Linked DNA regions of Homo sapiens: region 1 is linked to region 2. A link is a contact called in ENCODE Hi-C or POLR2A ChIA-PET data. All regions are on one chromosome and are shown on one strand. The core of a region is the stretch at or near the end of the contact, and the rest is flanking DNA. Distances in the headings are between cores, read along the strand shown. Region 1 overlaps MCF2L (MCF.2 cell line derived transforming sequence like). Region 2 has its middle 31 kb from the start of GRTP1.

Region 1 (6,636 bases), core at 2,572-5,071, 340 kb after region 2:
TCCTGGGGAAATCCGGACGCCTCCTTGGCCGTCTGAGCACACAACACCGCCCCAATCACGGGACACATGGACATCCTGGGCCTCCACGGGCTGCCCCAGAAGCTCACCCACCAGGATTCCCGCCCCAAAGGACCACGTGGAACCTAATTACAAGGAAACCAGATGAAAGGATATTCCATAAAGCAACTGGCTTCAACCCTTCGCAAATCTCAATCTCACAAAAGACAGAAAGCAAAACAAAAACCAACAACTGGGTGGATTAGAGACGACTGAGAAGGGTGGACAGCTGACGGGGGCGCCGTCCTTCACTGGACCTGGATTTTAACAAATACAGGAAGGACATGACGGGGCACGTGGAGAAAGCCCCATGTGTGGGCATCCAGAGGGCAGTGTGGCCGCGATGCAGACTCGCCTGTGGTTATGCAGAGGGCAGCTCCACTCAGGAGACACCATGTCAGCAATCCGGGATGAACTGACACGATGGCAGAGCCGGCTCTCACCAGCAAAATGTGTGTGTGTGTCTGTGTTTATGTGATGTGTGTATATGTGCATATATGTGTGTGTTTGTGTGTGATGTGTGTCTCTGTGCCTGTGTGATGTATGTCTCTGAGTGTATGCATGTCTGTGTGATATGTGTGTGTGTTTATGTGATGTATGTGTGGGTATATGTGTATATATATGTGTGTGTCTGTGTATGTGTCTATGTGATGTGTTTTGTGTCTGTGTGATGTGTCTGTGTGATGTGTGTACATGTCTGTGTCTATGTCTGTGTGTTTTTGTACACACGCACACACACACACACGAATGGGCACTTTGTTTATGGCCACAGCTGAGGTTTGTTCACTGTGAGACTCTCCCAAGTTTTCTGTAGGTCTGAAATTTTTCTGAACTGAAAGTTGAGAGGAAAAAGACACGAGGCTGCTGCAGCTCACAGCTCTTCTCCTCCATGCGTGGGGCAGCTGCATCTCCCCTCCCTCCTGATCCGACCTTCACTCAAATGCCTGAGCCACCGGGATGCAGGGGTTCTGACTCCGTGCAACGAGCTCTAAGCTGAAAAAAATAAACCAGGCAAATAGTCTCGCTCCAGGCATCCAGGGGAGTGAAGAGCAGCGCTGGAGAAGCTCAGCCAGCAGTCCCTGGCCTCTCACCGGCAAGGCCTGGCTCTGGGTTTATCAGTCAGGGAAGCCGGCGTGGCCTGCAGGGTCCACGGCCCACACGGAGCCTCATGAGGCACCTGGTCCCAGGGACCCCCGGGCTCCTTCCTCTTCTCTGCGAGAAAAAACCGCTGAGCGAGCCCGGGTCTCAGAGCTCTTTCTTTTTCTCTGTTTATCTTTTTAAAAAAATGTTTCTACATTTAACTGACAAATCATGATTGTATCTACTTACGGGGCACCCAGTGATGTTTTGCTATAGGTATCCTCAGTGGAATGATTAAATCAAGCCAATTAACCGATCTGTCACCTCACCCACTCACCAGTTTTCTGTGCTGAGAACATTTAAAATGGATTCTTTTAGCAATTCTGAAATATACATTTGGTGTGGTTGGAATGTTCGTCCCTACCAAACTTCGAAACTCATGGCAGCATTGAGAGGCAGTACCTTTCAGAGGTGACTGGGTCAGGACGGCCCCACCCTCATGAATGGATTCATCCATTCACGGATTCTCGGATTAACGGGCTGTCGTGGGGGTGGGTGGGGGCCTGGTGGCTTTGTAAGCAGCGGGGGCAGCCCTGGGCTGGCTCACTCTCCCCTCGCCAGGTGAGGTCCCGCGTCGCCTCAGGACCCACCAGCAAGAGGGATCTCACCAGGTGAGGCTCCTCAACTGTAAGGCATGAATTCTTTTTCGTTGTAAAGTGCCCAGTTTCAGATACTCTTGACATATAAGCAGCAGACCCGGACTAAGACAACCTTGTTATTCACTGTGTCGCCTCCGAGGTCTTTAGAGAGAGCAAAGTGGCTCGTGCCGCCCGTTATTGGACCCTTGGATTCCATGTTCCAGGAAATACACAGTGAAGAAGGGCTTGGGGCCTCTGGATCTCCCACCCCTGCTGGATACCCCAAGGCTGTCAAATCCACCCTTAGGTGGGAGGAGCGAACCCTCGGATGAAGGACAGTCGTTTAAATAGACGCTCTCAGCGTCGTGGAAGCCTCACGGGCTGCCTCCCCCTGCAATATTCTGCATGACCGGCACCGCCCACCGCCGTGGCCCTGGGACCACCGGAGTAGGGAGAGAGCTCGGGCTTCAGAGACAGAAAGGCCCAGGCCGCCCCCAGAGCCGCCCCACCCCATCGGCAGCTTCCCTCGTCGCCCCGAAGCCCAGCTCCTCCCCTGTAATCGGCGGTTGGTGAACGCGCAGGGTGCGCTGAAACGCATTTGCCACAGCAGCTGGTGCGGAGGAGACAGCCTGCAGATCCTGGTCCCCTTCTGTCCACCACGGGGGGACTGTGCTCACCTGGGCAGGTGCTTGCTGCACACAGCAGCGGTGTTCTGAGAAAGCTCAGCCACACCGGGAAGAGCTGGGTCCCCCACCCCCGTGTCGCCGCAGTTATGCAGCGCGCATTTCAGTTCCCTGCCCTGGGGGACGGTCTCGCCTCTTCCGAGAGGGGCACACGGACCTGGCCCTCTCTCCCTCGGCAGCCAGCTGCTTTGTGTTCCCAGGGGAAGCTCCTCGCCCCCCTCCATCTGGACAACTCCTCCTCCCGTCAGGCTCTCACCAAGCATCACCTCCGCCGGGAAGTCCTCCTGGAGTTAGCACCGCTCCCACCGCCCCCTGCCGCCCCCCTCCCCCCGCCACCGCCCCCCGCACCCCCCCGCTCCCCCCGCCCCCCCCGCCCCCGCCCCCCCTGCTCCTCCCGCCTCCCCGCTCCCCCAGCCACCCCCCCCTCCACCGCCCCGGCCCCCACGGCTCCCACCGCCCCCACCGCCCCCACGGTGAGCTCCTCCCCAGAGCCCCAGTAGCTGGCACAGGGGGGCCGCATACAATCGTACTTTGCAAATGTGAAAGATTTGCTGGACGACCTAGAAGTCCGGGGTCCCTCAGACACCTTGTTTTCTACCTTTCCTGCACACACAGACTGCACCGGCGTTACAGGAAAGAGAGTTGTGGCCCCATGCAGTCTAAAAATCAGATTCACTTTCTCCAGCCACCTACTTGAGGATCTAGATTTAGTTTGATTTAGGCTAGCTCTAAACATGAATATATATACTCTATTACAAATTCCCAAAATGTGAACACGCACACACACACTCACTCTCACACACACACACTCTCACACTCACAGTCTCACACACATTCACTTACACTCCCACTCGCGCACACACTCACACACTCACACAGTCTCACATTCACTTACACTCCCACTCGCTCGCACACACACACAGTCACACACTCACACTCACACACTCACACATGCAGTACAGTGGAAGAGGGTTAGATGTTGCAACAGCATTTTATAAAAGATGCTTCTATCTGAGGACCGCACAACTGCCTAAGGGAGAAGAGACGTGAGTTCTCAGAGGATCTCATCTTTCTGCCCCCTGGGTGGGTAGCTGTGAACCTATCCTTCTCCCACACGCCCTCAGCATCACATGGGTCTTGCTCTCGATTGGGAGCCTGGTTTTAGGAACACTGGATTTTGGCTCTTCCAATGTCTAATTTTTCTATTCCAAGCCATGCTGAAGGCATCCAGAAAAGAAAAAAGAACACCCCAAATTAGGGAGAGCTCAGCTCTTAAGACAGCACATATGGTGGCTAAAAATAGCCCCGGATCCCGGCACATTATGTAAGCGCTGCGTCCTCCTCGGTGGCCGAGCGCTTGGAGGCAAGTCTCTGCCACGGGCTTGCTTTGTGGCGCCCGCAGCACCATGAGCTGGGCACCCTGGTGGGGTCGGGCAGCTGGAGCCTGTGCCTGTTTGGAAACCTGCTTGAGGGCTCGGCTGGCCTGGACTGTTGCTAAGTGCTAGTTTTCCCAAAGCCACTTTAGGTGGAAGCCTAGGCCAGCCAAAGCTCGCTGTCAAGGCCTGGAGCCCAGGGGTTGGCGTCCAGGTGCCCCGCTGCAGCCACTACTTGGTGTCCCCACGTCAGGTCAACTGCACCATTTCCAAAAAACTGAATCAAGATGCCCAAGGGGTCATCCCTGGTCTGCCCTCTCCAAGGAGTGCGTGGCTCATGGACAGAGCCTGGGGCCTCCCCGCCAGCCCCACCACCCACCCCTTCCCCACTGCAGAGACCCTCACCCCTCCTGGTCTGCCCAGGACCTAGGCTTGGCTGGGTCCACAGCTGCCCTCACTCCCTTGACCAGTGACCCTCTAAGCCTCAGCACATGCACAACCAGCTCCTATGACAGTGCCACCACTGCCCGCCTCCTGCCTCCTTGGCCTTGTGGCCCACTTCTCCTTCATGAAACCAGGGCTGTGAGCTCCATGTCTCCTGGCCCATCCAATGTCCACCATCATCATCTCCTGCCGGTTTCTCATGCCCCTCCTGCACCAAACCCTTCTGGAGGCGGCGGGCTCCTGGGTAGCAGGGGCCTGGGGACAGGAAGACGCCCTCTCCAGGGTCACAGCCCAGGTGGATGGGGCCTGGCATGTGGGGCCTAACTCTGCCCCCTCCCCATGGCTCAGCCACCCTCCTGGCTGCTCCCTGCTGCCCCTGCCTGTGACCCCATTGTGATGCCCCTCAACTGTCCTCACCCAGCTGGCGGTGAGCCTTGCTCACTTCCTCCCTCACATCCGTGATGCCCAGGCAGTGCCTGGGACAGAGAAAAGCCTCAGGACGTGCTAACTACACAGAGTCTGTGTATTAATATGACCATAAGCCGGGCGCGGTGGCTCACACCTGTAATCCCAGCACTTTGGGAGGCCGAGGCAGGCGGATCACGAGGTCAGGAGATTGAGACCATCCTGGCTAACGTGGGTGAAACCCCGTCTCTACTAAAAATATAAAAAATTAGCCGGGCGTGGTGGCAGGTGCCTGTAGTCCCAGCTACTTGGGAGGCTGAGGCAGGAGAATGGCGTGAACCCGGGGAGGCAGAGCTTGCAGTGAGCTGAGATCGCGCCACTGCAGTCCGGCCTGGGCGAAAGAATGAGACTCCGTCTCAAAAAAAAAAAAAAAAAAAAAGACCGTAAATTATTATAGCAAGAAAGCACTGGTGTTCAGAGAGAATTCTGGGTGATTTTGCTGGAAAATGCTGGCTTCTGTTACTTCCAAACCAATGTTGGTCAATTCTGAGAATTAAAGGAAGGACAGAAAAAGCCATATTTTTATGGTGTAAGAATCAATGCAAAAATAAAAACTAAAACACTAACTGTTCAGTTATGATGCTCACAAGACAGAGCTTTCAAGATGAGCCAACCTGCTTAAGAAATTCATCCGATCACACACTCGGTGAACGGAACAGGACACTCGGCAGCTGAAGATCGACACCTAAATCACGGGTCTGCTGTGGGCTGCTTCGCTATCCTGTAGGGTGACCTCGCAGAAATACTTTGCTTTTAGAAAATGATTTTTGTATTTCTTAAAAAGTAACCTCGTATCTGGGGAAGCTCTTGTCATCTAACCCGGGAGTGACTGATTAATCTGAGACACACACGTGGTGATGTGTGTGCGAGGGCACTGGGGCACGCGTAGCGAGGCGTCAGCGGAGGGGCCGGGGCACGCGTAGCGAGGCATCAGCGGAGGCTCTGGGGCACGCGTAGTGAGGCGTGAGCAGAGGGGACAGGGCACGCGTAGCGAGGTGTGAGCAGAGGGGACGGGGCACACGTAGCGAGGCGTGAGCAGAGGGGACGGGGCACATGTAGTGAGGCATGAGCCGTGTGAGGGACGGGCTGTGGCAGGTGTGTGAAGATGCAGGTGCCTGGACCCCACGGGCATGAAAGGCACCCAGGTGCGTCCTGACACCGCAAGTGCCCTGGCAGGGAGGCCGACTCCTACACCCACGTGTTGCTAAGAGTCGTCCTGATGGCTGGTTTATATCAGCGGCAGGTAAGCATAAAAGATGCGGCTGTAACGGTGTTGTCTGTTGTTTAAACGACGACGTGCCTGCTGGGAGCATTGTGGGACCCGCCCAGGACGGATGGGTGCTTCCCAAGAGTATCTGTTGTCCGTCCATGTGTGTCTGACCCCGTGGGTTCTTATGATTTAATTTTTAGAGTTGCCTATGACTTCATGTGCAAACTCATTTAAGACGTACAATAATGAAAGGCACACATGGCTGTTAGCTGGTGATGGCTTTTATCTAAAGAACTTTCTGCATTTCTGGGGATGCTTGATATGGATGGGATTTTTGTCCCCTCCAAGTCTCATGTTGAAATGCGATTCCCAGTGCTGAGGTGGGGCCTGGTGGGAGGTGATTAAGTCTGGGCGTGACCCCTTATGAATGGCTCAGCGCCATCCCCTTGGTGACGGGTGAGTTCTCGCTCAGTAAGTTCACTGGAGATCTGGCTGTTCAAAAGTCTGGGACCTCCCCCTTCTCTCTCGCTCCCTCTCTCACCATGTGATGCCGGCTCCCCGCTGCCTTCCACCACGACTGGCAGCTCCCTGAGGCCCCCTCAGAAGCTGAGAAGATGCAGGTGCTAAGCCTGTGCAGCCTGCAGAACTGTGAGCCAATTACGCCTCTTTCTTTATCAATTACCCAG
Region 2 (6,429 bases), core at 2,541-5,040:
ATCAGCCTGCCCAGCTACTTAGGTCATAAGTCAAATACTTGAAGAGCCCCTGGGCTGACTGGGATTGCAATGCATTGTGGGCTGCAACAAAATGCAACAGGACACCCCTAAAAAAAACACCTACAGCCCCTGCCCAACAACCAATAGGTGACGTCCCAGAAGACTGTGACCCCAGAGTACTCAGCCTGTGAGGAACCCGGGGAGACACCTGTGCACTAGGGGATAAATTATTTGTTGAAACTGTGCTGGCTGTGGCTGCCCATCAGACACCCGATCTTGCAAGACCATCATCAACAGTCTCACTTTCAGCCAGGTGCAGTGGCTCATGCCTGTAATCCCAGCACTTTGGGAGGCTGAGGCAGGCAGATCACAAGGTCAGGAGTTCAAGACCAGCCTGACCAACATGGTGAAACCCCGTCTCTACTAAAAATAAAAAAATTAACTGAGTGTGGTGGTGTGCACCTGTAATCCCAGCTACTCAGGAGGCTGAGGCAGGAGAACTGCTTGGACCCGGGAAGCAGAGGTTGCAGTGAGCCGAGATTACGCCACTGCACTCCAGCCGGGTGACAGAGCGAGACTCTGTCTCAAAAAAAAAAAAGAAAGAAAGAAAGTCTCCCTTTCACTCTCCTCCGGGTCTCCGAGTCCTTCTTCTGGGTTTGGACAGATGAGTTTGTTTCTCACCACTTGAGACCAGGAGTTCCAGACCAGCCTGGGCAACATAGTGAGACCCCGTCTCTATTTAAAAATGAAAGTAAAATAAAAAATAAAAGAACAAAAGACCACAGGTCATGTTGTATTGAAGAGCGGAGAAAGAGCTGTTGAATTCTCTGGATGGCTGTTTCCTTACGGCCTGTACCACTGGAAGTCATGTCTTAATCCCCAACTGGAAGAAGGCGCTCAACCCACCAGCAAATCTGCACGTAGGGAAGAATTTTCCAAATCTTGAAGAAATAAGAACCCAAAAAAAGCACCAAATAAGTTACAGATTTCCATTGCTCAATCAATAATGATGATGATAAAATAATCAAGAAGCCGGGTGCGGTGGCAGCACCTGTGGTCCCAGCTACTCAGGAGGCTGAGGTGGGGGGATCACGTAAGCCTCGGAGTTTGAGGCCAGCCTAGAAACATAGCAAGATCTTGTATCTTAAAAAAAAATGAATAAAATGTTAAAAAATAAAACAAAATAAGAAACTGATGAAATTCTTGGACTTTGATAACGGCAGGAAGCCGCACACATACAGGAAGAACAAAGTCCAGAAAGAGCTGACGGTGGACGCCCAAGAGAAGAGGCGGCTTCTGCGAGCTCTGTGTCGTTAGGAAGGGAACTCGGCTTCATTTCAAATTCCAAAGGGGCTCAAACATATGAATAAGACCCCAGTCTTTCATGGGAGCCCCAAAAGTGGGGCTATTTTTCTACGTTTTGACAGCTCCCCACAACATGAATCCTGTCTTCTCTCTGCACGGCAGTCCCACATCCCACATCCCCAGCCTTCCTTGCTGCTGGGACGCATGCAGCTCTGCCAGGGAGACGCAACCTCCCCAGGCCGGCAGGGCACAGCAGGTTCTGGGCCCACGGTGAGGACGAGCCGGTGATATGGAGTCTCCTGGGTGTGCAGAGAAAGATGTTTCCAGGGAAGCTGAGAGAAGGAAGCTCATTAGCCAGTGCAGAGCTGGGCTTGGAGGCCTTTCCTCTAGTCCTGCAAGGAGCTGGGAGCTGTCACACTGCTCACCATGTCCCTTTCTGCTCAAATTCCCCAGGATGGATTCTGCCCCCTGCACTCAAGAAAACACAGGGGGCCGGGCGCGGTGGCTCACGCCTGTTATCCCAGCACTTTGGGAGGCCAAGAAAGGCGGATCACGAGGTCAGGAGATAGAGACCATCCTGGCTAACACGGTGAAACCCCGTCTCTACTAAAAATACAAAAAAATTAGCCGGGCGTGGTGGTGGGTGCCTGTGGTTCCGGCTACTCGGGAGGCTGAGGCAGGAGAATGGCGTGAACCTGGTAGGCGGAGCTTGCAGTGAGCCGAGATTGTGCCACTGCACTCCAGCCTGGACGACAGAGCAAGACTCCGTCTCAAAAAAAAAAAAAAAAAAAAAAAAAGAACACACAGGGGCGCCCCCATCAAAACCCACAGCAGACGTGCTGTATCGGACCACATACTGGAGCACACGGGGCTGTCCCCATCAACATCCACGGTGGACGTGCCGTATCGGACCACATACTGCGTGCGTGGTGGTCAAAGACATGAAGTTGAACTCTCATGGGTCTATCAAGTTGAGAACCAAAACCCCCAATTTTTAAAAGGAATCGGTAACACTCACTACCTCTGAGGATGTACGGAGACAGTCATTCCTGATGGGACCAAACATTGGCCCTTCCTTTTTATAAAGCAATTTGGCAATAATGTCAAGAACCTTTAGAAGGGGTGGCTCCTCAGCCCAGCAATTCCAGCTTTGAGAAACTGTATTTAGGAAAAGCAATCTGTCCAGCGTGGTACTACTCAAGATACAGCCATAAGTGACACAAATGTCCACCAATTAAGAGATTAGTTGGCCAGGCGCGGTGGCTCACGCCTGTAATCCCAGCACTTTGGGAGGCCGAGGCGGGCGGATCACGAAGTCAGGAGTTCAAGACCAGCCTGGCCAACACAGTGAAACCCCGTGTCTACTAAAAATACAAAAAATTAGCTGGGCGTGGTGGCGGGCACCTGTAATCCCAGCTACTAGGGAGGCTGAGGCAGGAGAATCGCTTGAACCCAGGAGGCGGAGGTTGCGGTGAGACGAGATCACACCATTGCACTCCAGCCTGGGCAACATTGCAAGACTCCCTCTCAAAAAAAAAAAAGAGATTAGTTAAATAAAGTGTGGTGTCTTATTCAGTGAAATAGCAGTCATTTAAAATTAGCTGAGGAAGAACTTTGTGAAATGGAAAATATTGTACCATTTAATGTTTAAAATCCAATATAAGGCCGGGCGCAGTGGCTCATGCCTGTAATCCCAGCACTTTGGGAGGCCAAGGAGGGTGGATCACCTGAGGTCAGGAGTTCGAGATCAGCCCGGCCAACATGGGGAAACCCCATCTCTACTAAAAATACAGAAATTAGCTGGACATGGTGGCGGCGGACGCCTGTAATCCCAGCTACTCAGGAGGCTGAGGCAGGAGAATCGCTTGAACCCAGGAGGCAGAGGTTACAGTGAGCCGAGATGGCGCCATTGCACTCCAGCCTGGGCAACAAGAGTGAAGCTACACCTCAAAAAGAAAAAAAAAATCCAGTATAAAATAGTAGATTCAAATATGTAAATACGTGTGAAGGGGGCAAAGAAAGAGAAACGCGAAAAAAGGTGAGCAGTGGTTATCCACGAACACCCGATGTGTAGGTGTGTTTTCCCGTCGTTATCTGTCACTGCTTTCTGCGTTAATTTAAATGCACTTGCATCACTTTCAGGATCAGAAAATAAAGGCCTATGTGTGACCCTGGGGCGCTGGCGGGGGCTGGACGGAGGCCCAATGCCCCTGTTGCCCATTGTCTCCAGGCTTCTCCAGGACTCGGCTTCCCGCCTCTCCTTTGGGGACCGCACGAGTCACTGGGGGAGGCTCCGCGGGCAGCAGGTCTCTGGGAGGGGTTGTCGCCCCCTCGGTGCGCAGGGGAGCGACGGGTCCCTCCTGCACCTGCAGGGACAGGCCTCGGGCTGCACCGTCCCGCGCCCGCCTACCCCGCGCCCGCCTCGCCGGACGCCTCCTGCCTGAGTCCGCCAGGGGGCGCTGCCGGCCTCCCGGGCGGCGGCTGCTGCAAGAGGAAGCCCCGGCCCGCGAGCTGCTGCCACATCCGGACGCCGCCGGGAGCCGCCGGGAGCCGCCGGGGTGGGCGGGAGTCGGGGCGGCGCGCAGGTTCCCGGCCCCCTAAGGGACGGTTGCCTTCCCCAGAGCCGGGGACACAGGCGTACGTGCGGGGACCTCGGCGCTGGCCTCCGGGCTTCTGGAGCCCCTCCCTGGTGCGGAGCGGGGACGGTGACCTCCTCGTGGATTCTGGGAGGGGCAGCCTTGGCATCAGGACCTGGAAGCCGGAGAGGCTGCAGGGCTTCCAGCCATGGCCTTGCCACCGGAGGTCACGTAGTGTTTCCACATTTCCTTAGTGTGTACATGTGTGGGTCCCTGTGTTGTGGAGGGCTGTGTCTGCTTGGTGTGTGTGCACACGCGTGTGTGCATGGGTGGGTCCCTGTGTTGTGTAGGGGCCGTGTCTGCTTGGTGTGTGTGCACACGCGTGTGTGCATGGGTGGGTCCCTGTGTTGTGGAGGGCTGTGTCTGGGCAGGCTGTGTACACACCCATGTGCATGTGTGATGCGCACTGGGGCACTTGTCTGGGTAGTAGAGGTGGAGGCCTGTGTGGCCATATGTGCAACTGTGTGTCCGGGTGCGTGTACCACAGTCTTCCCTAAAATAGTAATACTGGGACCTACGTCATGGGGCTGTTGTGACCGCGTGTGGCACTCCATGTGGGGTGGCACAGCCAGGCGCTGATCCGGCCACTTTGCCAGTCGGACTGACTGCGTGTCCTCTCCTTAGGGGTGAGAAGCTTCCTGGCATCGGGCCTGGGCTCCTGAGCCCCTGAGCCAACCGACTGATGGTCCCTGGGAGACAGCCCCCGCCCTGCTCCTGCCCCCCACACCTGAAAGGCTCATTGTGTGGGTTTGCTGTGCTCCACAGGGATGTAAACCGCCCCTCCTTTTCCCTGTTCTGTCTGTGAGAAGGTGCCAGGGATACTTTTTTTTTTTTTTGAGACCAAGCTTCACTCTTATTGCCCAGGCTGGAGCGCAATGGCGCGATCTCGGCTCACTGCAACCTCCACCTCCCAGGTTCAAGCGATTCTCCTGCCTCAGCCTCCCGAGTAGCTGGGATTATAGGCATGTGCCACCACACCTGGCTAATTTTTTTTTTTCAGCAGAGATGGAGTTTTCTCCATGTTGGTCAGGCTGGTCTCGAACTCCTGACCTCAGGTGATCCGCCGGCCTCAGCGTCCCAAAGTTCTGGGATTGCAGGCGTGAGCCACCGTGCCCAGCCCGTTTTTTTTAAGAGTCGGGGTTTCACTTTATCGCCCAGACTGGAGTGCAGTGGTGCAATCATGGCTCACTGCAGCCTCAACCTCCTGGGCTCAAGCAATTCTCCCGCCTCAGCCTCCTGAGTAGCTGGGATCACAGGTATGCACTAATTTTTGTATTTTTTTGTAGAGACAGGGTCTTGCTATGTTGTCCAGGCTGGTCTTGAACTCCTGGGCTCAAGCAATCCTCCTACCTTAGCCTCCCAAAGTGCTGAGATTACAGGCGTGACCCACGGCCCCCAGCCAGGGATACTTATGGAGGTCCCTGGGCAGTTCAGGTAAAGAGGATCCCACTGCCAGGCACGGAGGCTCATGCCTGTAATCCCAGCATTTTGGGAGGCTAAGGCAGGAGGATGAGTTGCGCCCAGGAGGTTGAGGCTGCAGTGAGCCAAGATTGTACCACTGCACTCCAGTCTGGGCAACAGAGCAAGACCCTGTCTTAATAAAAGAAAAAAGAAAGAAAAAAAAAGGCCGGGCGCGGTAGCTCACACCTGTAATCCCAGCACTTTGGGAGGCTGAGGCGAGTGGATCGCTTGAGCTCAAAAGTTCAAAACCAGCCTGGCCAACATGGCAAAACCCCATCTCTACAAAAAGTTAGCTGGGCATGGTGGCAGGCACTTGTGGTCCCAGCTACTTGGGAGGCTGAGACAGGAGAATTGCTTGAACCCAGAAGGCAAAGCTGGCAGTGAGCTGAGATGGTGCCACTGCACACCGGCCTAGGCAACAGAGTGAGTGAGACTTCAACAGGATTCATGAGAAGAGTCTGTTTTTAAAGCACACCTTCCTCTTCTAGGACTTTGATAGAAGGAGGTTAAAGTGCTCTGTTTCTGTGTCTTCTGAGAGGGTGGCCGCTCCCAGGGCATACAGCCCTCACCATTTCCCCCTTTGATGGACAGAGATGAGTTTCTTCTTAGCAGACTTTGGCCCACCAAGCCAGAAATGTGTCCAAGAAAAGCTCAAGGAGGAAAGAGAGTCAACCAAATTCACTTTCGGAGCACCTCCCACAGTAGAGAGGTTACGCGGGCTACAAAATTGTATGAAAACCTCCCTACCCTGGAACTTGGGTGAAGCTTGAGGACACCATGCTGAGTGAAATTAGCCAGACACAGAAGGACAAATTCTGTGGGATCCCACTTACGTAAGGGTGACAAGAAGGAAGAGGCTGAGGTGCAAATTATGATTTAAAGAGTTGACTTGAGCCAAGGTGAGGACAGCTGCCTGGGAGACTCGAGTGGCCTTGGATATGAGCCCCATTAGGCCTTTATTACAATCAGGATTTTAAAGGCAAAAAGGGGAACAGGGAGTGGCTGATACAAAGTTGTTTTTCAGGAA

The links. A loop is a pair of places that touch in the nucleus more often than their neighbours do. ChIA-PET counts read pairs that join two places held with the same protein, here RNA polymerase II (POLR2A). Pooled maps may share reads with other maps.
Region 1: a pooled map shows a loop between it and region 2 (2.0-fold over the local background). The contact joins two enhancer-like sites. A Hi-C loop is called at or near these places in 31 of 168 maps with a recorded cell type or tissue (A673, Caco-2, HCT116 and 19 more), 2 of 37 single-sample maps with no recorded cell type and 34 of 50 pooled maps. POLR2A ChIA-PET finds 5 or more read pairs at or near these places in 1 of 52 experiments (PC-3).

The regions. Positions count from the first base shown.
Region 1 is chr13:113,046,921-113,053,556 of GRCh38, reverse strand. The region is part of intron 4 of MCF2L (MCF.2 cell line derived transforming sequence like); the gene reads right to left. Among named protein-coding and RNA genes, the nearest start is that of F7, 56 kb to the left of the region's middle. RefSeq lists an enhancer at 2,487-3,073. Within about 2 kb of position 3,821, at least 3 of the 41 ENCODE cell types and tissues checked have a DNase peak (open chromatin) inside an H3K27ac peak, as active enhancers do.
Region 2 is chr13:113,391,477-113,397,905 of GRCh38, reverse strand. No RefSeq gene overlaps it. Among named protein-coding and RNA genes, the nearest start is that of GRTP1, 31 kb to the right of the region's middle. RefSeq lists silencers at 3,515-3,624, 3,635-3,984 and an enhancer at 3,902-4,443. Within about 2 kb of position 3,790, at least 14 of the 41 ENCODE cell types and tissues checked have a DNase peak (open chromatin) inside an H3K27ac peak, as active enhancers do.